Regions from separate parts of the Mus musculus genome. Here regions 1, 3 and 4 are each linked to region 2. A link is a loop called in an ENCODE intact Hi-C map of the cell type or tissue named here. Cell type or tissue: heart. All regions are shown on one strand. Each heading gives the region's core, and the rest is flanking DNA. Links, peaks and the distances in the headings are about the cores only.

What was found. A loop is a pair of places that touch in the nucleus more often than their neighbours do. Peaks named below come from ENCODE experiments on the same cell type or tissue, not always from the same donor. Only the 100,000 strongest peaks of a DNase experiment are listed, where the experiment ranks them.
Region 1: a loop joins it to region 2, with 2.4 times the contacts of the local background. A loop is called at or near these places in 3 of 42 quality-filtered maps.
Region 3: it touches region 2 in a loop (5-fold over the local background); 4 of 42 quality-filtered maps call a loop at or near these places.
Region 4: it touches region 2 in a loop (5-fold over the local background); 4 of 42 quality-filtered maps call a loop at or near these places.

What each region holds. Positions count from the first base shown.
Region 1 is chr2:48,883,731-48,889,658 of GRCm38, forward strand. The region is part of intron 4 of Acvr2a (activin receptor IIA); the gene reads left to right. Among named protein-coding and RNA genes, the nearest start is that of Orc4, 63 kb to the right of the region's middle. In heart, for the core only: a CTCF peak has its summit at 2,543 (motif pointing left); no DNase peak of the experiment used is centred there.
Region 2 is chr2:48,536,541-48,542,468 of GRCm38, forward strand. It overlaps Gm39809 (a long non-coding RNA gene), which reads right to left and starts at 2,607. Exons shown (of 4, transcript XR_866192.1): 1 at 2,531-2,607. In heart, for the core only: no CTCF peak of the experiment used is centred there; DNase peaks (open chromatin) are centred at 2,381 and 3,371.
Region 3 is chr2:48,377,715-48,383,642 of GRCm38, forward strand. All of the region lies in intron 1 of Gm13481 (predicted gene 13481), which reads right to left. Among named protein-coding and RNA genes, the nearest start is that of Gm25338, 3.7 kb to the right of the region's middle. In heart, for the core only: no CTCF peak of the experiment used is centred there; no DNase peak of the experiment used is centred there.
Region 4 is chr2:48,466,919-48,472,846 of GRCm38, forward strand. No RefSeq gene overlaps it. Among named protein-coding and RNA genes, the nearest start is that of Gm13481, 13 kb to the left of the region's middle. In heart, for the core only: no CTCF peak of the experiment used is centred there; a DNase peak (open chromatin) is centred at 2,633.

The sequences.
Region 1 (5,928 bases), core at 395-5,394, 350 kb after region 2:
TGTCTAAGAGAAGATACATTCAGAATTTGTCAGTTTTCACATAGTATGCACACTTGATAGTCATAAGAAAACATTGTTATTGTGGTGTCAAAATAAATACAATTGGAAACTAGTTATCTAGCTAGCTAGATACACTTAAGATATTTTCTCTCTCTCTCTTTCTCTCTGTCTGTCTCTCTGTATGTGTGTGGGTTGGGATTAAAGGAGTTTGTAGTCCATGTTATGTGTGTATTTATTAGTAGTACATACAAGTCTGTAGTTTAGAACGATTTACTTGAATTTTAGATGTGCATAGCTAACCTCCTACCAAATCGTTCCACCTGGACATGTCTTAGTACTTCCCATTCAAGGATAACGATTGCTGTTTCCAAATCTGGTTTTCAATAAATGTAGCACTTATATGTGTGAATATGTAATTGAAAATCTAGGATGTGTCCCAGTATTGATTTTCAGTCCCTCTACTGCGTTATTTATCTATTTTCTTCGGGGTGCTCTCCTCACGGAAAAACTAGCCAGTTTATTTAAGTGAGGTTGTTTTACAGATACTTAACAAGATAGTGACTTCTTTCTACTGCTTTTACTCTTTAATCATACATTTGTTAGTGCAAACCATTAATAGTCTATCTGCTGTGAAGTTCATAAGAGCCTGAGTAGTTAGTATTTGACATGAACAGTATAGTCAGTAAACATTGTTTGAATGAGTGGATAAATGAATGGGTGAATAAAGTTTTATATTTTCTGATGTTTGACAGTAATTTCATTCCTTCATGATAAGCAGCAAGTCTCTTTCTAATCTGGAAACCTAATTCTTGGCATTAAGGTACTGATTTGATTTTTAGTTACATACAGTTTCAGTGCTGAGTACTCAAAGCCACCATTTCCATTTTGGGAATACAGTTGTATCTATTTGTATAGTCAGTGATCTCTTTTGGCTGTTTTGACTATATACTGTAACTATTTCTACTTTGAAAAAGCATGCCCTTGGTTCCTCTTATTACTTTGTATCTTTTTGTTCTAATGTTCTTTTATTGAGAAGTATATCTAAAAAAAACCTATACTTAAAAAATCTGTTTTAGTTATTTTAATTCTTTTGCTTTTGTCTTGCCCATTTTTAGCACAAAAAGGTTTGGTTTTGTCTTCATTCGTTTTTGTGTTGGATGTTTTATAGCTTACTCTCTCCATTAGTTAGGAAGTTTCCTGAATAGGCATAATACTTTCTAAGATTAAGAGTAACATTTGCTTGCACTGACATTGTGAGCTCTGAAAGTTCTTGTGTGTAAACAAGATCCCAGTAATTATTGTGCCTTCGCATTCCCTGTGAAAGAGAGGTTCTCTCATGGTATGGAAGTATTAAGCTGTTTTTTTGATGGATAATGAATAGCCTTGGATGATATCAAGCAAACAACCACTATAGAAAAGTGAATTGTCATTTCTTTTTGTCAGGTAGTGTTCTCTGTAGAAATAGTGGCAGCGGGGGAACGTGTCATCTGTTGGAGTTTTCAAGCTCCCTAGCAGTGGCTAACATGTATTTTGCTTTATTTAAAATTCAGGCAGTTATCTCTTTTGTGGTGACTTGTTCTCTTTTACTACCTGACTATCCTCAGACTGAGAAATGTGCCTATATACTTATTTCCAAGGGACTACTACTTATTCAGTTGTTACATACTTCCTAAATTTAAAGTTGTTATAGTACCGGAATTATAGTTTGAACTGCTAACAATTGCTTAATTCAGACTGTGGACTAAGTCATTTAAACTCTGTTCTGTCAGGGTATATTTTGATTTATTCATGTTGCTACAGCTGGACAGGGAGGTTTGTAACAGAGCTAGTTTATCACCAGGTTTTATTTAATTCTGGCCATCGTTCTTTGTGTTTTCTTCCTGGTTTGTCTTTCCTGAGCACACACATAGCATTATTCTGTGTTTCACCTAGTACATTCCAAAAATGTGAGTGAGATAATTTACTCACTGGAAGTAGGAAATTTCAGAGGGTCTTATGAAAACTGTTAAAAAAAACCAAACAAACCAAAAAACCCAAAACAAAACCCCAAACCACCACCACCACAACAAAAAACAACAAACAAAAACTCAAAACAAAACAAAACCCCAAAACAACAACCAAAAAACCTCCAAAATAACACAACAACACAAAATAAAACAAAGCAGACAAACCCTAGAACTGGAAAGACATCACAGCTCACAAAAGCCTAAGTTTGATCCTTAGAACACACATGGAAGGAAGGGAATAGAAAAATTGCCAACCACACAGGCAGCCAGGCTGGGTTGATGATGCATGTTTGCAACCCCAGCACAAAAAGAGTTGTGGCAGGTGCATTCCTGGGGCTTGCTGGCCAGCCTAGCTTGCTTGGAGAGTTCCAGGTCACTTGGAAATGGCACTTTTGGAATGACACCTGAGGTGGCTCCCTAACCTTCATGCACACACTCATAAAAGCTCTTAGAATCCCTGGTCTGAGAGAGCTGGATTTCCTCAGGGCTTTGTTTTCTGGTATTTGTTAAAGGCAATACTGCCCTCTGCTGTTCAGAATCTAATTGCAGCTCCTGTTCCCCAGAATTGCCTGTTTAACCACTCACACTTTAGACTTTCAAATCTTTACAAGTAATATGTAATATCTAAAATTTATTTTACTTGCTGGCTTGAGCCCATTGTATCAGGTAATTTTGGGTTATTTTTACATCCAAATTTATTTACTGCCACCCTAATAGGTGTAATTTAAGGATTTTTCCTTATATTTTTTAAAATAACACTTTCCTCTGGTTATAAGGAATGAGTTTTTCATTTTTATCTTAAGAATACAGTCTGCTGAATCACTGTCAACTCTTAAAAAGCTAAATCATTCTTTCACCTTTGTAACTGATGTGTCATTTTTCATTTCATTCTGAATACGAATCGTAATTTCTTTTGCCTGTGTTTTTTCTTCACAAGCACGCCTTTCATATAATGATAGAGGTAAGACGCATTGCTGTTTGTTTCATGGTTGTGAAAGCTTCTGTGGATGCACAGCAGCCATTTGTCCTTACAGTCGTGTTATTGTTGCTTTACTTTGCATCCCTTATAGTTTATCTACATTTTTGTTATAAAAGTCCTCTCTTTTGTATCCAAATATTATTCATTTGACATAGTAAAAACATTTGGTTTTGAAGAATTGTTAGCAGTATTTATGCTTATCTAAGGTTTCTTCTGATTGGAAGATAAAACCTAATGAGGGCATTAGCCCTAGGAACCCAGTAGTTCTTTAAATGTCAGCCTTACTCATTTAAATAAGAGATAACTTTCTGGTTTAGCTCATTATCTTTTAACTTAAAATCTATATTTTCCAATGTCATCTCTAGCTAATGAATTAGCTGCATAAATAACACCTTTGACAAATCTGTTGCTGCCTTGAAGGATAGGGCTGTTTGTATTAGTATGTAGAAGTATCTCAGGAATAAGCAGACTTGATGACAGATGGCTTTGCTAACCCCTTTAAAGAGTAGCCCAGAATGGGTATACTAATGCCACGGTGTAGGGGCTTTGGACAGTCAGACTTTACCAGTAACTGCAATTTCAGCATACATTCTTATGTCTTGAGAAGGAATGCACAGTCAGAGCCATTTCTGATGTGTGTCTTCTAAGTTTTATATATTGAATGGTTGTTGAAACAGCACTGGGAACTCGAGGGAAGATTTTCAGAAATTCTGTAGTCCTTGGAATTGCTATCTTCCAAGTGTTTCTGTGCATCACGGCAAAGCTGTGCTTCACGGATGCCATGAGTTACAGAGTTTAAGTTCCCTTTTGTTGCCTTGGGGTTTACATGTTTAATGATAGAAGTCTTAGGTGTTCTGAATACATTACTATTCTGATACTAATAAACTGAGAATAATTTCTAATATACCTTATACAATAATTAAAACTTAGATTTTAGAGATACATTTAAAACTTCATTCTAATCACTTCTTGTTAAGAAAACAAAAAGCTATATCAATGATTGGTATTTTGTATTGTGTAGTTATTTTTATTATGAAGCTGAGTTTTAAGCCCACTCTTAGGTATCCATGAATATAAAACTATAATAAGAGTACATCATCATTGGCAAGAGTGAGCCTTTGCAGATCTCTTTCTTCCTTTTTGAATATTGGCCAGTGTTTTGCTTTTTTATTTAAATTTTTTATACTGTTAAGAAAATTTGACAGTTGTATGTTTTGTAGCAATTAATAGAAAAATTCTGAGTAAATTGTAATATCAAATGTTGATCCCAGATTTCTCTCTGAGACGAAAGTATGTTACTAAGGGAAGCCCTGTAATCCTATAGGACCTTTGAAGTTTATCTTTCTATCTAGAAGACATTTAATATACTTTGAACTCCCTGTTGTATTATTAATCTGAGCTATTGAAGACATGACCTCAATCCTGTTTCATGTCTGTAGCTGTGCAATTCTGAACACAGTAGATGTGTGTGTTCTCTCTAGAGACACTATTGCTCAGTGGCTTTGTTGTCCTTTTTTCTCTGTTCAGTTATCTGAAGATTGTAGTATTGCTGCTTTGAAAAATTGATTATTGCCATTTCTATTTAGTTATTTCTTTATAAACTTATATGTTTATTCTTGGACCTTGCAGACTGTCTAGTTTTCTTTGCCTTTGCTAGATTGGTGTTCGCCTTTTCCTTTCAGTCCCCTCAGTCAGCCTGTCCATGCCAGTAGAATCCTATTACAGGCAGAGGTGGCTGTAGAACGGTAAGGGAGGATCAGCTTCCCATAGCAACTTCCCAGAGAGACAGAGTCACAGTGAGCCTGGCCTTCCTGTAGCGTTTGTAGATAGCCTCTTTGGTCTGTCACTCTGCTAAACGGAAGCACTTTGGCTTTATTAACCTTTTATATTTTTAATTTGAGAAGAACAGCAATTTTTTAGACATTTAAAAACAAACATGACTTCAGAATGAATCACAGGAAGTCTTTCTTCTGCCTTACTTTAAAAAATAGGAGTTTTCAAGCCTTTAAAGGACTACCTACAAGTTGCATTCTTTTTCTATAAAATATTTTGAACTTTTTTTTTTCCCCTGGGGTAATTTTGATGCTTAATTGAAAACTCATAGACTCCCAAACAGACTAGTGACTGGAGGATGCCTATAAGGAGCACTGTAAGTTGTGGAACATTATGAAGATCTAAAAGGGGAGAAGAAAGTTAGGGCAAGATGTACTGATCTTGGATAAAATGTCATCTTTTAGTATCTAAAGTGCTACTGGTAGTCTCTCCTTGCCACAAAAATTTTAGTTCCTTCTCACAAAATGTAAATAAGCACTGAGACATTCCTGATGTGTGTTCTGCTGGCTTCCAGAAGCTTCTTCCATTCTGCGTGAGCTGCAGACGGTAAACTGAGAGGACACTTTAAACAACGGGTTGCTATTCTGTTGGCATTGGGAGTTCTCACTTTTCTTTCTCCTTTATGTAGTTCCCTGGCCCTATTTTAAAGATCCATCATGGTAGCACTCTTGTCTCTTATTCAACATTCTATCTTTCCAACTATGACTACCATTTTTCTAGATTTATTTATACTTTTATTTTTCTTTTCAGTTATTCTTAGAGAATGATTTTTATTTCTGGTCAGTTTGGGGAAATAGCTAAAGAGATGGACTGTTAGTATCTTGAAAAGTAAAAATGAACAAAGATTGTCTATAGAAACCTTTCTCTTTTTTGTTTGTGGTTTTTCTTTTTGTTTTGTTCTTGTTTTTGTTTTTGTTTATTTTGAGACAGGGTTTCTCTGTGTAGCCTTGGCTGTCCTGGAACTCACTCTGTAAACCAGGCTGGCCTCGAACTCAGAAATCCACCTGCCTCTGTCTCCCAGGTGCTGGGATTGAAGGTGTACACCACTGCCTGGCTTTCTCTCTCTTTCTCTCTCTCTCTCTCTCTCTCTCTCTCTCTCTCTCTCTCTCT
Region 2 (5,928 bases), core at 668-5,667:
AAATAGTCAAATACTTAGAAAATACTCAAAAGGCATATTTTAAATAGAAAGTATGGAAGTGTGTTAGTTTCCTTTCTGCATTAGTTGGTTTCTCTAAAGGAAAAGAACTGACTAAATGGACACATATATTAAAAAGAGGTTTATTATGTTCATTTGCAGGAAGGAGTCTAGGAAACCCAACTGCTGTCTCACACAGGGGAGGCCAATACAGTAGTTGCTAAGTGCACAAGGCTGGAGGCCTCAGTAGCCTTAACTGAGGGTCTGGGGGATTCCTGGAGAGTTGGTCTTTGGAGGTCTGAAGATGTGTTGGGGACTGAATGCTGCCTCAGCAGGATAAAGAACTTGCCAGTGTCAGGAACAGCAAACAGGCAAAAAGCAATTTTTTTTTTCTTCCATTCTGCCACCAGGAAGTACTGCCCACACTCAGGGCGGCTTTTCCTGCTCCAAATGACCGGATCCAGAAACTCCCTCACAGGAGTGCCCAGCAACTTGTACTTTAATTAACTCTAGATGTGGTCACACTGACAATCAATATTAGCCATCCCTTCCTCTAAATCTACACTTCTCCTTTTCTGAATCACCATAGCTTTTGTGAGACACACAGTCAACCAACCAGAAATCCCTTGTCTAGTCTCCTGTTGCAACCAGACAAGGAATGACGACATAATGACTGATCTCTCCAGTGGAATGTGAGCAGAGGTGCTGAAAGTAACCTTCTTCAACCATATATAAGTTAATGTGACCAACAAGGTAGTGGTCTTAGGAATGCCCGGCAGCCAGGTTAAGTGTCCTTCTAATGCATTCATCACCATTATGATGCTAAGACAATACATCTAAATAGACTATGTTCTCTGTGTGTGTGTAAATGATGAAGACTGACTGGCCTGCTCTATAGCTCATGCTCCCCATCTGATTCTTGTTTCTCAGGGCACACTGTTTCCCGTGGATAGAGATGAACATTTTAAGCTAACATTATTTTCCTCTTCTCCTCAAATATAAAACTTAGATTCATCTTCAAAGTTCTACAAAATAGACCAGCATAATTTTTAAAATGGAAAAACACACAGAGACGCAAAGGAAGTTATGAAATTCTAATTCCATCCATAGCAATTTCACCAAACAAGTCTTTCTTATTGGCATATAACTGTAGCTCATATCTTCTGTTTTTATAGATGTAAGTTCATAATCACTACACAGTCTAAGGTCAATTTCTCTTTTTTAAGGTTCCTTTAGAAACACGCACAAACACCCAAAAGGAACTAAAATAATCTCACTATATGTATATATGTATGTATGTATGTGTGTGTATATATATGTATATATATATATATATATATCTTTCAGATTATAATTTACATGACTTAAAACCCACTTATTAAAATTGAAAAATACTATAGTATTAATACATTAATGGTGCACATCACACTTTACAACTATCTGATTCCAGATTTTTTTCTACCTCAAAAAGAAACTCAATATACACTAATATACTCTTCTCTTTCCTTGGCTCAGCCTCTACCATATAATAGTTTATTTACTCTTTGTTTCTCTGTACTTTATCTTAAAGATTTCATAGGAATGGAATAGTATACCAAGTTGCTACTTGTGTATGTGTGCATGTGTGTGATCATTCATGTCATAACATATATCAGTAACTTTATTATTTATAAGGTTGAATATACTCTCTTATATGGGTATGTTCTCATTATTTATCCATCCATTAGTTAGGTGGGTGAATAACTTGATTTTTGTTTATTATTTTGTTAGTATGTGATATCTGCATGGTATTCTTTGGAGTAAGAAATAGGCCATCGAATGAGATTGTACCATATTACTAATTTAAATCTCCAATGATAAGCTCTCTGACAATAAATATCCCTAACAACAAACTATCAGTCTTACCTGTGTTCAGTTAGTGTAGACAGCTGGAATGGCCCCTTTCTAATAGGTTCTAAAGAGGACTAGAGTGCAGATACAGGACAGGGAAAAGGGGTGAGTGTGAGGTACAAAGAGGCAACTTTCTAAAACTGCAATACAGGAGGGCATATTCAGGAAATCTGCCAGTAAAAATGTCTGTTACCATTCAAATAAAATGGTTAGCCTGACCAAGGGCAGATGTAGGTCCCAGACTGCTGAGATGGGCTCCTATCTTTTTCAGACCTGAAGCAGCCTGTGGCAGTACTCTTCTGGCCCTAAAAGGCTGAATATAAATCATGCTTGTTGGCAATTTCTGCTGACGTGCTGCCTGACACATGGCTTAAAAGCCTTTCTCAGAGCTGAGAATAAATTCCAAGACAGCAATGACAGCTATAACAATGATGCCACATGTTAAAGCATTTAAAAGCCCTCAACAGGAGTAGTCATTCAACACAGCATCCTTTACTCAGACCGCTCCTGCACATTGCAAGACAATAGAGAGTGGGCTGTGCTAGGCTGCAGGAGAAAGGGAGAAGAAAGATCGTTCGCACCATCCTTCAGAGTGAAGTTGCTAAACATTATTCAGATGAAGTGGCCCCTGTTCCACCCTCACCTCTTCTAGCCCGAAGGGATCAAGTTCTTCCAAGGCATTTCAGTTGTGAGCAGATGTCTACCGTGCGAGAAGCAAAGGAGACAAAGGGGACAGAGCAGTGCTTGAAAGAGCATAATAAACACAAATTACGCTGCTGCCAATAGACCGTGCAGCTTTCATTTGCAATCTGGCTTATTCCACGTGATTTGCTTCTAAAGGACTTAGTCTCGTTCTGGGATTGGTGTTGGGAGGAGGTTAGACAGATACGGAGTCCTTGGGGTCAACTCCGGGGACTGTCCAATGGGGAACATGTGCTCCAAATGTATTTCTGAGGCTCAATAATTCTGCTTAAAAGTAAAGCCACAAAGAGAAAGGGTTAGCCCGTCTCATAAAAAGGGATAAAAAAATAAATAAATAAAAATGCTATCCTTTCCACAGTCTGCTTTTGCAAGAATCTGCCAAAGACTAATTTTTATTGTTCCATAGTAAATGCTACATGTATATGTATATATACATGTGTGGCTCAGAAAATACTGCTTTCTGAAGGGAACATGCTTAAAGTTCACAAGAATGACTCGGCAACAAGGAGCAAACCAAGGGACTTTCTTGAGTCCAAAGAAAATAAGAAATTCCCTGGCATTTTGCTGGCTCACAGATATTCTGCAAAATGTCCTGGGATAGAGACCATCTGGACAAAGATATCCCCACAAAATATGAACTAGAAAACAGGAAAAAATACACCCCCACTCAGATCCAAGCCAAGAAGCCACATGATTGACGGTGGTAACTTCATGCAATGCTAAGTGGAAAAGGAGCTAGGCTCTAGGCACAAGGGAGTACTTAGGGGACTGGGGCAATGGCCAGCAGAGTGTCACGAGGGCAGAAAGAACAGTGTCCTGTTGCCCATGAAACTATAGGAGACTGGCCAAAGATGAGGACAGGAAATTGAGAAAGTTCCATTTTTATAACTACTTCCATGTTCTCCAAGAACCCCGAAGCTGCCTAAAATAAAAGAGTATTTCCTGGCTGACTTTGGGTAATTGAATGGCAATTTCCTTCCTGGAGTCCACTAGAGTTGGAAAGCGTATAAGGGTAAAAGGAGCTGGAAGGTTTCATCTGCTAAATCAGATGGATTGTCCAGTTATCACCCCTGTTAAAGGAGCATGGAGAGTAGGCGCAAACAAGTGCTGTTTTCACCCATGTTAGGGAACGACAACGTGTGTGTGTGTGTGTGTATGTGTGTATGTGTGTGTGTGTGTGTGTGTGTGTGTGTTATCAGTTACTCTAACACTTTAAAGGTTTTACTGGACTAGATCTCAAGTGTATAGATTTATTTTAAAGACTTTCATTAGAGTCACTGGTGGTCTACAAGAATAGACAAATATGCATGTCGTGTTATCTTTGATGCTTTCAAACTTGGGAGTCAGCCTTTTCATTCTTTGCATGGAAAGGTTACTGGTGATTTTATTTAAACTGAAACCTAAAATACTGTTTCCTGAGCAGAGTATATAATCCCCACCCCCCACAAAAATCTCCATCAGCTGCTTACCAACAGTCAGTCTCTGAGGTAAGGAACCAGTGTCTAATGTCACTCACCAGCTGGTCCTGTCCCATTTTAGAGGTCCACTTTCCAGAAAAACCATTTACAACTTGTAGCCCACAGTTCTACCCTAGTGCAAGAGAATGTGGTCCAAAGTACCATCCCTAGGCAGAGGTCAAGTACAAATGAAATTGACTGCTGCCTGTCAAAGAGAATAATGACTCAAAGACACACTGGGAATCACTACTCCAGACCACAAGACAATCTTCAGCTATTATCAGAGCTTTAAAAACAAAAACAAAAAACAAAATCAATCCAGATGGCCAGGCAAGCAACTTTGCGGTCCTGGTTGCTAAGCACCACTTTCTAGTCTAGAGCTATTGCTGCACTATCCAGCCCTCATTGTTTCTTAATTTCTCTACAACGGTGTATGTGAATGTGTGTGCATGTGTGAGAAAGAGAGGGTGGAGGCATCTAGATATGAGATAAAAGATACAGATACTTTTAAGATTAATGTGTTTAGAAAATGAAAGACAGAATAGGAAAGATCCATAGTACTCCAGCCTTCTCATCTCTTTTTCTTCCTCTTTCTTATTTCTCCTCCTCACTCACCTCCGCTCTCTCTCTCTTCTTTCCTCCTTTCATTTTTGTCAATAGAGTCATTTCCCTACACAAATATTTTTAAAAGCCCATTGGATTAGTGATACAACCAAGTAATTGAGCAGGGCGTAGATGAGACTCAGAATTAGTCTTCAACATCACAGAACCATAAATGAAGAAGATGAAGAAAGGGAGGAATGAGGGAAACAAGAAAGAAGAAGGGGAAGGAGGAGGAAGAGGAAAATTAAAAATTTGGCACAAAAAGATAGAAGTGGAACCCCTCCAGCAAGGCACTCCCCTCCTTATTCACTAAGTACAGTTTTCCTTCCTTAGCCACAGGGATCATTCCATTGTGTCCTCAGGATGCACAGAAAGTCTCAAGGTATTAGTATAATACTGAAGACCCAGCTATATCATTCTTGGGAATATACCCAAGAGATGCTCCACCATGTCACGGGGGCACATGTTTCACTATGTTCATAGCAGCCTTATTTGTGATAGTCAGAAGCTGGAAACAACCCAGATGTCCCATGACAGAAGAATAAATACAGAAAATGTGGTTCATTTACACAATGGAATACTACTCAGCTATTAAGAACGAGGACATCCTGACTTTTGTAGGCAAATGGATGGAACTAGAAAATAACATCCTGAGTGAGGTAACTCAGACTCAAAAGGACATATATATTGATTTCTACAGCTGCCCAGTCATAAAGTTCTAGCTACATCCAGAGGTTCTAATACAAACTGTGAGATGGCTCAGCTAATAAAGGCAAGACCAAAGACCTGAGTTCAATATCAGGTCCCACATGGTAAAAGGAGAGAACCAACTCCTGCAAGTTGTTCTCTGAGCACCACATTTACACTTTAGTGGACATGTGAACATACACTAAATAGATAAGTCAATGTAATAAAAAGATTAATTTCTTTTAATTTCTAACCTTTTCTTTGGAAAGAATACCTTGAATGAGTTAATAAAAGGTAGCAAACTGTCTTAGAGTTTGTATTCCTGCACAAAACATCATGTTCAGGAAGCAAGCTGGGGAGAAAAGGGTTTATTCAGCTTACACTTCCACACTGCTGTTCATCACCAAAGGAAGTCAAGAGAGGGACTCACGCAGGACAGAAACTTAGATGTAGGAGCTGATGCAGAGGCCATGGAGGGATGTTACTTACTGGCTTGCTCAGCTTGCTTTCTTACAGAACCCAGGACTACCAGCTCAGAGATGGTACCACCCACAAAGGACCCTCCCCTCTTGATCACTAATTGAGAAAATGC
Region 3 (5,928 bases), core at 365-5,364, 160 kb before region 2:
AACTCTCAACATTGACCATATTCTAACCTTGAAATCCCTAGTTGGACCCAATAGTGTCTCGTGCGTGTTGCTGATTTTTGAACTTCTTTTCCCACATCCCATCTGGTACTAGAGATTTTTTTTCAAGAATTAACAGAGTGGAAGAAGTAACCTTTCTATTCCCACAGTGGGTGTCACCTGAACATGTGAGTACCCCACCCTGCTTTGTGCATATTGTATAGTACTTATATGGCTTAGCATCCCCACAGATCCTGAAGTTAGAAAACCACCCCTCAGTACCATCCATGAGCCAGTTCTCTGGCTTTCATAACCTTCAGGAATGCATGCAGTTCACGCCCAAATTGGCAGTAGGTAATGTACTTTGTTCTCAAAGTACAGCCCTGCAAGACGCATAATACGAAACATCAAATACTAACTATAAAAATTGCTATTAACCTATGAGAAATATGTCTTTGTCTCTAGGACTCAAAAAGTAGGGGTGACCTAATATGCAAAATAAACAGGAACTCTGTTTAGAGAAAGTAAAGCTCTAATGACAGACTGAAGGCTTAATCTCAGCATCCTTTCAGTATAAACTGTCTCTCAGATTCTGCCCCAGTTCTTCTATAAACCATGCTGTCCTAGCAAGCCCAGGCTGAGAATCAATTGCTCATGCTAATTCTGAGAAAGGAAATGGTGTATACAAGAAAAATACACAAACCCAAAAGGTCAGTTCCCATACATGTAGAGAACCATTGGATGTAGTGAAAGAAGTCAGAGCTACAGAGGACAGAATTAGAGGCAGTAAGCGTTTCTAACATCAAGTGGCTAGGTGCCTGAAGACAAGAAAAACAGTGGGGGATTTGCTTTATATGGGGAAAAATGTGTTAGACAGGCACCATGACATAAACCCTCCTTAATCCCATCTGTTATAATGCATTATGTGGTCCCACTAGAAGCTTTCTGTTTCAGCTAACTTGTTATTTGGTGCTACCACATTCAGCATCCTGCAGAGGTTGCCCAAAGCATGAAGAGAAAAACCAGACCTATCAGCAAAGCCATAATGTCTCCAAGGAAATGATGACATGTTGAGCCTGAGGTAAGGCTAACACCATCCTAAAAATGGATCCGGGATGAGAAAATAGATGCAAAAGAGCTCTGGAAGAATAAAGCAGTGCACTACTATGTGTTGCTACTGTTAATGAGGAGGGTTGGCTCCAGAACACAGTATCTCCTGGCTGGACCCAAGGTCACCCAATCAGATCTCAGACACAGCATAGACACTTCCTGTTTTGAAGGATAAGCCAAAGCCTTCGTCATCCTTTCTCCCCAAGTAGATCCTGAATGTTACTCAGAAAGCTGTGTCATTCTTCTTCCAAAGTCTCTGCTAGTTTTTAAATGAGAGCTTTTATTTACATCCCCTTAGAAACACTCCCTAATGGTAGTGTCTCCAGTACCCTTGTCTTGGGTTATTTATTTTTCTATCTTGTCTTTAAAACATTTAGGTTCATTGGACTAAGTATAAGAATTACTTTTAAATTAGAAATCAACTCAAAACAAGATGCAAGTGGGAACTAGTGAGTCTTCTGAACTTCAGTGAGATGATTTAAACTAAAGCACAGCAATGCCCACAGACACAGGTTTTACCTGTCCAACCTCATCTCTTTCCCGGAAATCGAATCCTAGAAATCCTAGGACTTTGAAACCTGTTCTCTAACCTACCAGTCTTTCACCCTTCCATGTGCCAAGCCAACACTCTTAAACCACAGCACTTAATTAAGAGCCCTAAAGAATCGAGACTATGTAAAAATCAAAATAAGGTGCTTTAGGTAAATAAAGCACCAAGAATAATCTTAACTATCCATCCCTATATTTGTCTATACTAAAAGCACACCAGCTAGATGGTAGAAACATTTGATTAAACAGAAGACTACAGCTCAGGTCCTCATGGATCTCTAATAAGTATTGATTATCACTGAATATCAGAGCTGAATCATAAAGATCTGTATTGAAAGCAACATGGAATCCACAGGGTCTTTAACAGTTACGTTGCTCAACAACCACATCACAGATGAAGTATGTGAGAAGCAGGAGGAAGGACCTTTCACCTGTGACCACACTACTGGTATAAAACATGATTTTTCTGATACACTGTGCCTTTTATGATACCAAGAGGAAAGTTTTCATGTCCACCACACCCCAACCCCCCAAAGTAAACATCTGCCCTGATTCTGAGACCTGATGCCTTTGCTCTTCAGATAGTCTCACAAGAAAACTGGCAGCAGTCATCAGTGTAATATTTTAAATGTCATAAAAATTTTAAGGTTTCTCTTCGGAGAAGAAACACCAAGGTTGCATGAATTAAAATATGTATTTAATTATGAAAATTATTCATAATTAATATTAGATCGCAGAAGGTAGCAAAGTAGCAAGGATTTGCAGAAAGGCTTGTTACCACCACCTTTGCCCACCCTCCCACCCCCTACCGCTCAGTCACAGCATGGCAAATAGCTATTCGGAAATGAAAACTCTCATAAATATATATATACCACCCTGAGTACCCCACCATTTCAATAACACTAATTGCCCTTTTTTCCTTGCTGCTCCTAGCCATATTTCTTGGAAAACAACAGCTGTGTTTATTCAAATAGCAGCATACTGATGACTTGATGACAGGGTAATCTGCTGGAATTCCAAGTGTGACGGTCCCAGAGACAACTTCTCGGCACACCAGAAAAGTATCCTTTGCACAGTACAAAGCTTCAGAAAGGAATCCCCACTTGGTTAGCACGTGGGATTGGGTGTTCCTTGTTTCAGTTTCTTCCAGTGGGTATCATATTTTCTAGTTCTTTCAGAATTCTCTTCCCATGCACCATTGTCAAAAAGGAAATCTGCAACATGAACATTTTCGCTCCAATAGCTTCTGATTAAACAAAGTCTTGGATCACAATGAAAACAGCCGCAAGATTTAGTTCAAAATCAAAGCAGTAAACTCCACTTGTTATTTTCTGTGAATCAATGGGCACTGGAGGGGATAATAATAGAGTAAGAAGTCATTTACTGGAAAAACAAAATGAAGCAAAACAAATGAACAAACAACAACAACAAAAAAAAACTAAATGCCCATGGGAATGTAATTAATTAGCAAAGATTAAGTTCTCACAGCAGCAAGGGTTAAATTCTCACAAGGCCTTAGTCATCTTCCCTGATGACCTGCAACATGTAACTGCCAAGGCTAACAACTATAAAGCATGCTTAGAAATAAACTAAGTTCCAAATACTCTGGTAAACATTTAAAAGAAATGAAGCAGCTGGCCTCTTTTTAGTAAAGATAACCTGTAGAACTTGGGACGTTCTAGATTTTTCCTCAGATGGTATCTATTAAGAGCTGAATTCTTTGCTGCAGGAGGAATTACATCAACTTAAAGTACAGTCTTCTTAGACTGATGATTTTATTTAACGAGGCAATAACAGAAGTACATCTGGCACAAAGTGTTTTTGGTGTCCTCTTGTGTGCTTTAATGTACATAAGCTCTTTCAATGAAGAGATCTTTTATTTCTTTTAGATAGAAATTTTGAAGCACACACATTACCTTTGGTCCAAGGCCACCAGATAAGGGAAAGAATTAGGCTTCCTCCAAACCTCTGACTCTGTGACCCATGTTTTTCAGCAAGATGCTATGCCACTCCTAAATAAATAATGTATATGTGGAGGAAAAAGTGTCCATCAAGTACCGAGAACACAAACAATCACAGGAAGTAATAACCACTTATGCTTAAAGAGGATTTACATAAGAGTCCCAGGTAAGGCGGGGAGGACAAATAGGCACCGGACTTGAGGGGTCTGAGTGCAAACGTTGTTCTGACGTTCAGATACACCTCAATCATAAGAGATTCGAAATTAACTGAGGAAGCTGATCTCCAACCAGGAACTTGGAACTCTTTCAAAAACACTATTCTCTGTGTTTCCTGGAGAGAAAAACAGGAAACGGGCTTCTAAAAAAGTCTGTTCAGGTTGAGTTGGACTTTCAAAAGACTTCCTTGCCAAATGAGTTTCTAAATGAATTTATGGAAATTGTTCTTTTAGATACATTTGCATTTTGCTTGGTTTCGTTCGGTTTTTAATACCAGACTAGACTCGTGTTTAGCAAATTCCGGTAAGAGACCAAACCCAGCCCCGTGAGGGAGGGGGGGAGGCGGGGGGAAGGGGTTACTATTTGGAACAAAGTGAAAGAAGAGCCTAATTCTGCAGACAATGAAGTCATACTTTGTTTTCTTCTCTCCTTTGAGAATATTCTTAATATCACTGAAACGGTTCTGTGTAGATTTTATCTGCCGCAGATTTAAACTAGAAGCCTCTATCCACCCAGCAGCTGACTCAGACCGATGCAGACAACCACAGCAAAACACTGGATGGAGTTTGGGAACACTTATGGAAGAACAGGAGGAAGAATAAAGGTTCCAATGGGCATAGGAACTCCACAGGAAGACCAACAGAGTCAACTAACCTGGACCCTTGGAGTTCTCAGAGACTGAATCACCGACCAAAGAACACATATGTAACAGATATGCAGCTTGGTCCTCGTGTGAGTCCTGAACAACTGGAATGAGGGCTGTCCCAAAAGCTGTTGTCTGTACATGGGATGCTTTCTTCTAGCTGGGCTGCCTCAGGAGGAGAGGCTGTGCCTAGCCTCACAGAGACTTGATGCATCAAGGAGGTGGAATACCAGGGGAGCCCCACCCTTCAAAGAATGGGAGGTCAGCAGAGGGGAAGGATTTGAGGAGGGGGTGACTGCGATGGAGATAGTGAATGGGATATAAAAAATAGTAATATAAATAAGAAAATTATAACAAAAAAGTAGAAGCCTCAAAAAGGAATAGCAATTTCAATACAAAATGGCAATTAGTTGTCATGCATGAGACTGTCTCCTAAATTTTTATGAAAATTCCTAAGAAGTTAGGAAAATAATATCATTTTCTTCTCTTTTCTTACACATAGGTGCACAAACTACATAAACCACTGTGTCTTTGCATGCTCTTATTATGTGTGTTTCTACATAAATCTGTGCTTACTACATATTTATATGTGTGTAGAAATACATGTCCATGAATACTGTTGTTCTCTCTTTCTCTCTCCCCAAGTATATGTGTGTGTGTATGCATGTGTGTGCATGTGTGTGTGTATATGTGTGTGTATGTGTGTTAACCAGCTTTCCATAAAAACTCTACCAAAAGAAAAAAATCTCTGATAAATCACTTTGTAAAGAAAACAGTTTATTGTAGCTCAGAGTTTTGGAAGTTTTCATCTATTATGAGTTGGCTCAGTTGCTCTTGGCAACATAGTACACCTCAGTTGGAAACATCTTGAAGATCAAGGCTCTTTACCTTATGGTGACTAGGAAGAGGAAAGAGAAAAATACAAATGCCCCACAACCCATAACAAGAGAACACCTCCAATTATGTAAACCCTCCCAATAGACCATACTTCTTAAAGGTTTCTACCACCTTGCAATGGCACCAAAGTGGTGACCAGGTTTTTAACATGTAGGTTTTAGGATCTAGTCCAGGTTCAAACTATACCAATATGTGTAAAATAATATAGTCAGTACAAGTATAATCAAAAAGCACAAATCAGACTCAGAATCATAGGAATTCCTCAAGAAATTCAGGAAGTACATAAAAACAGCACTAAAGAAAACATTTCAAGTTTGAAAAAAAATTTACAAATCTATGTATTTCTTCAATAGTTCAACTATGTACCAGAAAATATAAAGTCAATATATATATATATATATATGTGTGTGTGTGTGTGTGTATATATATATATATATATCTCACTATAAAAATACTTGTGAAATAACTCTTACAAACAAAGTATATTACAAGCATTTAGAAGTATCTGTATGTGTTTCATATGCAGAAGACACTCAAAGGAACAAAGGGGAATTA
Region 4 (5,928 bases), core at 380-5,379, 70 kb before region 2:
CCTCCTCCTCATGTTTGTGTAGCAAGCACTTTTCCAACTGAACCATCTTCCCATTCCATTACTATTAGGCGTTTTACATACGAAGTTTTAATTTCACGACTTTGTGAGTTGGGAACAAAGCAAACGGGGCACGTGTGTGTTGGTTCACATGCATTTCTGTATGGATACATATGGAGGCCAGTGTGCAGTTCCTGGTGCCGTTCGCCTTGCTTGCTAGGTTTTGACTTTGAGGTAGGCTCTTTCCCTGGCCTGTAGGTCCCGGTGTCTTTTTAGCTCTGCCTCTCCAGTGCTAGGATTACCAGCACATATAGCTATGCTCAATTTTGTTTTTTATGTGAGTTTTGAGGACGGAATACAGTTCCTCTTGTACAGGTAAGTACTTTCCTGACTGAGCCATCTCTCCAGACTCATTACAAAGTTTAAATTTTTTAAAAGGCTAAGTTTTACATTTATAAGCACAGAAACACACATACATAGATAGACGATAGATATAGAAAACTATGACCCCTACCAGTACTTGTCAATTCCAAAGCTTTGTGTGTGTGTGTGTGTGTGTGTGTGTGTGTGTGTGTGAGAGAGAGAGACTACAGAGTATTCAAGGTTAGAAAAGAGCTTTTAATATTTGTCAAGTGTTCTGTTAGAGAAAATAAATAATGATTCACATCTCAGAACATCAGTTCAGCAATTCCACAAGTCTCTGATAACCAAAAAGATTGAAGAAATCAATTGATATTAGAAATAAAAAATTTTAGAGAGATTAAAGTGATTGAAAGTATGAACACTCTATATAAAGCAAGACCGTTGAGAAGTTGGTAGGCTCTCTACATTGTGCTCTCCCCTTCCCATCATGCTCTTGGCCTTCCTGCACTTTTCTGTGTCCTTATTAAACTGCCGCAGTAGCCTGAGTGTGAGCGTCTGGTATATGCATGGAAAACAGCATTTACGATTTGGCAAAACCAGGAATCCAAGCCCTGTGTGTTTTAGCCACTATTTGAGTAAGGTGTAAGTGCTGACAGAAATCCTTCCTTGTAATGAATCCACCTTAATAGTGGCAACAGTGAGAGTACTGCCTGACAGAAATTTAATAAATCCTGTCACATGTGGAGAGAACACGATTAAAATGCCAAGTGAACAAGTAGTAAAACAAGCCACCATGCCCCGAGTCCTGCAGAGCAGCTCACCTCAGCCCTCCCTTTGCGCTGCTCTGCGTTCTGGTGTATGATGAAACTAGGATGTCCCCCCTACCCCACCCCATCCCCTCGCTTGTAGTCAGTCTCTCTCTCTCTCTCTCTCTCTCTCTCTCTCTCTCTCTCTCTCTCTGTTATATGCAGAAAAACCTCAAAAACATAATGGAGAATTCTAGAAGCCACAAAACAAGCTTTTAAACTCTCAAGCAAGTGAGCTTTCTGCTTCATGCACTGTGATAGCATAACACAATTCCATGAGATAGTTCTGTTTGAAAAGCCCAAGAATATCTACACACAGTTTCGGGAAAACAAGATGCCATTGGGCCTTGTCTGCAACCCCTCAGGCCTCCCGGCCAATCAGCACGAACTCATCTTTAGTTCTTGGGGCAAAGTTTCACACTTGCCACTTCTCAGTTTTAAGGTGTTGCTCTCAACTCAGAAACTGAGATAAAAACATTTCTCCCAGTGTAAGTGTCTCAGACTGTCCCCACCTCTGTCCTAGAGGTGCTAAGCTGATGGAATGCTCATACATACAACCAAGGCTAGGGCGGCCAAGGCATGGATTACGGTCGTATGGTGGGATGAGGGCAATGAATGGCTGACCTTGATGCATCAGAGCCTGAATCTTTTAACATTGAATCACTTCGTTTTTATCCTTAGGAAACTAGGATCGCTTTCATTTGGTCTAAAGGACTTTTTACTATTTTCCAGGACTTGTAGGCAACCCGTAATCCATATGACAAAAAAAACAACAGCCACTTAAACAAAATAAGTAACAATGGATGAATAAAGTTTTTAACAAGCACTGAAAATTTATCATGAGCTCCTCCCCCCCACCCCAAAAACTAAGAAAGCTGTCTTCATACTGAAAAAGAAGACAGCTCTCGGAGTTTCATATGTTGGTTTTCCCAACTTGCTAATTGTTTTCTTGATCAGTGGTGATAAGGCCCACAAAAATCATCACATTGCTGCGATGACTAATTCTACAAGCATTCTCAAATAAAGCCAATTGACCATTAAACTGCTGCCAACTGTGGCCTATTTCTTAACTGATAGACAGCCCAAGAAAGCTCTCTGGTCACAAACATACACGCTAAAATCTGGCGGGGGGTGGGGGGGAGAGGGGGGAATGTTGAGGGGGGAATCAATTGACACACACTGCCCTTTTTTGGTAGATTTGCAAGTTCTTCTTTCTTTCTTTTTTATTTTTAAATTCAAAGGCCATGAATGCAGATAGCTTTCCAGTTGTCCTTGTGTTTCCTGACTGAAAGGACTCTTTAAGCACCCTCAACATGCTCAGACTAGTAGCTGAAACAATTCCATCTTTTCAACCCCTGATCGCAACCCTTCTAAGATTTTGATGAGCTACACACATGGAGCAGATTTTTAAGTAATAGTGGCCCTTCAGTTTCTGAAGTCCTTTCAGAGCACAAACACAGTGCGTGCACTTTGCTTGCAGGGCTCTGCTCATTTGCAGGAAAACCATATTTTGCACCACATCCTCACATATTGATATGTTGAGGAAATAAACAGCTAACATCACTTCCCATCCATCTGCTAAGCTTGTTAGAAAGATGAACACCCAGTATTCAGATGTTTTTCGCTCAGGTTTGAAATTCCACGCTCAGCATAATTTGCTTTTACTTTGAAAGACAAATTTTAATCCAATTAGATGGAATTCACCTCTTCTCTTAAAAAACTAACAATAGTACTAAAGTAGAAAAGCCAGCCATGTTGAATATTGTCTAGATAGTTCTACCACCGGGCTGCTGTAGAGACTCTTAACAAAAGACAGTTTGCTCGATTTTGCTACTTAAAAAATATCAGTTACTGCTCATTTACTGATGATGTAAATCAAAGTCCCGGAAGAAATAATCTATCATTCCTAACAAACTGTTTTCAAAAGATCTTTATACTCATCCATCAGTACCCAGAATTACACAAGCTCTGCCTGAGTTGCAAATATTTTAAAAGCTTGAAGCAAAGCAATAAAAGTCAATTAAACAAGCAAATCTCTGGCAGTCGTGGTACCCACTGGAAACTGAGCCAAATGCCGTTGTGCAAAGGCATTGGGAACAGAAAGGGCATGAGACCCCAGGCTTGTCTCTTCCCAGTGTTTCTGCCTTGCCTTTGCCTTCTAATTAAAATGACAGCTCTTCAGGGAGCAACATGTCCTTCTCCCTGCCTTTCATATGCTCTACATATCATAAAGGATTGATGATCTTACAAACTACATTTCAGGGAGCAAGACAACAGCAATGAACAATAATGCTGTTTTATTAACAGGTAGGCACACAGCTGAGAACTTCTAAGTTATATGAAATATAAATCATTGAGAGAGCCTGAACAGTAAACTAAAAGTACTTTAGTAATGTCAGCTTTAATTTCTTTTATATGCTATACTAGGAGGATTCCATTATATCTATTTCCCCCAGTGGTAAGGACCAAACCCAGGGTTCTGCATATGTTGGGTAAATATATCCCCAGCCCAATATACATATATTAATAATCCTTTGGTTTTAATATTAAAATGAAGAATCTTAGGAGAGTCAATACAAACTAACCTACCTCTTTTAAAACTCAAATTTATCAGACTTTGTCAAGGGGCCACAGCTCCTGAAAGTAGGAAATAATTGCAGCAGTCATGGTGCTGTCCCAGTGAAGCAGCAAAGGTGGTAGAAAAACAGAATTTGGAGCAGGAGAGGTTTCTAAAGGGGGTCTGTTGCCCAGCGCTTCTCAAACTGTGATATGCACCCAGATCTCGAGGGGTTGCCATTGAACTGACTCTGAACTGCAGGTCTACCATGAAGCCCACAACTGCATTTCCAACCAGTTCCATGGGAGCTACTGTTGCTTCTTGCCCAACTACATCTTAAGCAGCCAGTGTCTATAGCTCATCCCCTAGGATTTTAAATTTTCACAATGTAAAACTTCTACCTATGAAAAATGTGGTTACAGCAACAACAAAAGAAAGAAAGAAAGAAAGAAAGAAAGAGAGAGAGAGAGAGAAAGAGAGAGAGAGAGAGAAAGAAAGAAAGAAAGAAAGAAAGAAAGAAAAAGAAAGACAGACAGACAGACAGACAGACAGACAGAAAGAAAGAAAGAAAGAAAGAAAGAAAGAAAGAAAGAAAGAAAGAGAAAGAGAGAGAGAAAGAAAGATCCTAACATTATTCCTATAAGGAAATAGAAACCATATTGAAGTAACAAGAAACACGTGAGTTTTACACATCCAAATGTAAACTATTCTAAATTAAGATATTTATTATCTGCAAGTCAATGCCACATGAACAACCAATGATAACAGATTTAAGAGAAAAAGAACTAGGCTTACTACTTTCAGTCATTGGAGTCTTACCTTTCCCCCAATCTAGTCAAAGAGAACCTTTACCTTATTGCTAGACTCTATGGCCTCTTGTTTCCTGAGAGATCTTGCTGCCAGCAACCTCTTACTCGCCTGTCCCTTCACCTGTTCCTTCCTCCCCCTCCTCCCCTTCAAGCTCTATACCCTCCCTAAAGGAATTTTTTCCTAAATATTCTTAATTGAAACATGATGACATCATTTCCCTCCCAAGTATTCTCCCTTTAATCCCTCACAAGCTCCCCCTCTCTAATCACAATTTGATAGCCCTTTGTCGCTTATCATTATTATTGTTAGATACAAATCTAATAATACAGCCAGCTGAGGCTATTGTTGCTTGTGTGTATATGGTTTCAGAGCAAGGCTCTTTGCATTAGAAAACCAATAAAGATCTTCCCTGGGAGAAGCTAGTATGCCTTCCTCCAGCTGTGTGATATTAGTTCTTGCAGTTCTTTGTCTAAAGTTGGGACCCAGCGAAAATTTCCCCTTTCTCATTAATATGTCTATTGATGTTCCCATTGTTCTGGTCTTGTTTATTTAGCCATTTCTACAAGAGACTGTTTCACAGAAGACAACCTGGTAATCTGACTCTTAAAATCTTCCAGCCTCCTTTTCCCTGATGTTCCCCAAACCATAAATACAGAAGCTGTGGTGCAGATGTATCCACTGGGGCTAGGATCCCATGATCTGTTGATTTCTACATTGTGTCCAGTTATAGTTTGCTGTGATAGTTTGCTGTATGGAGAGGCTTATCTGATGGGGGGTAGTAGCTACATTTACCTATGGGTATAAGGATAAGATTTACAATATAGGACAGAATATGCTGCTCTAGCAAGTGATAGTAGCAGCTATTTTGCTAATGTCCATTAGCTTCCTATCCCAGGAAAGCTAGTTAGTTTTTCAGTATCATGAGTGACATCTCTCTTGTTGAGTGGCCTTGAAGTTCAATTAGACAGCTGGTGACTGACATTTGTGTGCCAATCAGTGTGCCTTCGTGGGTATCTTGCCATGCTGGTCATTGTTAAGGTTCATAGGTGTTACAGTTCAGCAGGCCTCTTTATTGCTTCCCTCTCTTGGAAGCCTTGATCGTATTTCATAGAAGCTAGAACACAGAGAAGAGGCTTTCAACTCAGAGCCACCTTGAATCATCAAGTCTTATACATTAAATGATTGGTGTCTTCAGCAATGGGGGTCCAACTCCTGAGAGACAACAAAGAGTTACTGTCCATATTCTGTTTTGTTTTGGAATTCAGTTAGACTACCCTGGCCAACTCTCCAAAAGGAAGTTTATGTTGCCTGATACTAGGTGTTTTGTTAGTACGTGGTTCTTGTGGGAACACTGTCAACTTATTTATCCTTTACTTGAATACCATAGCTTGAATA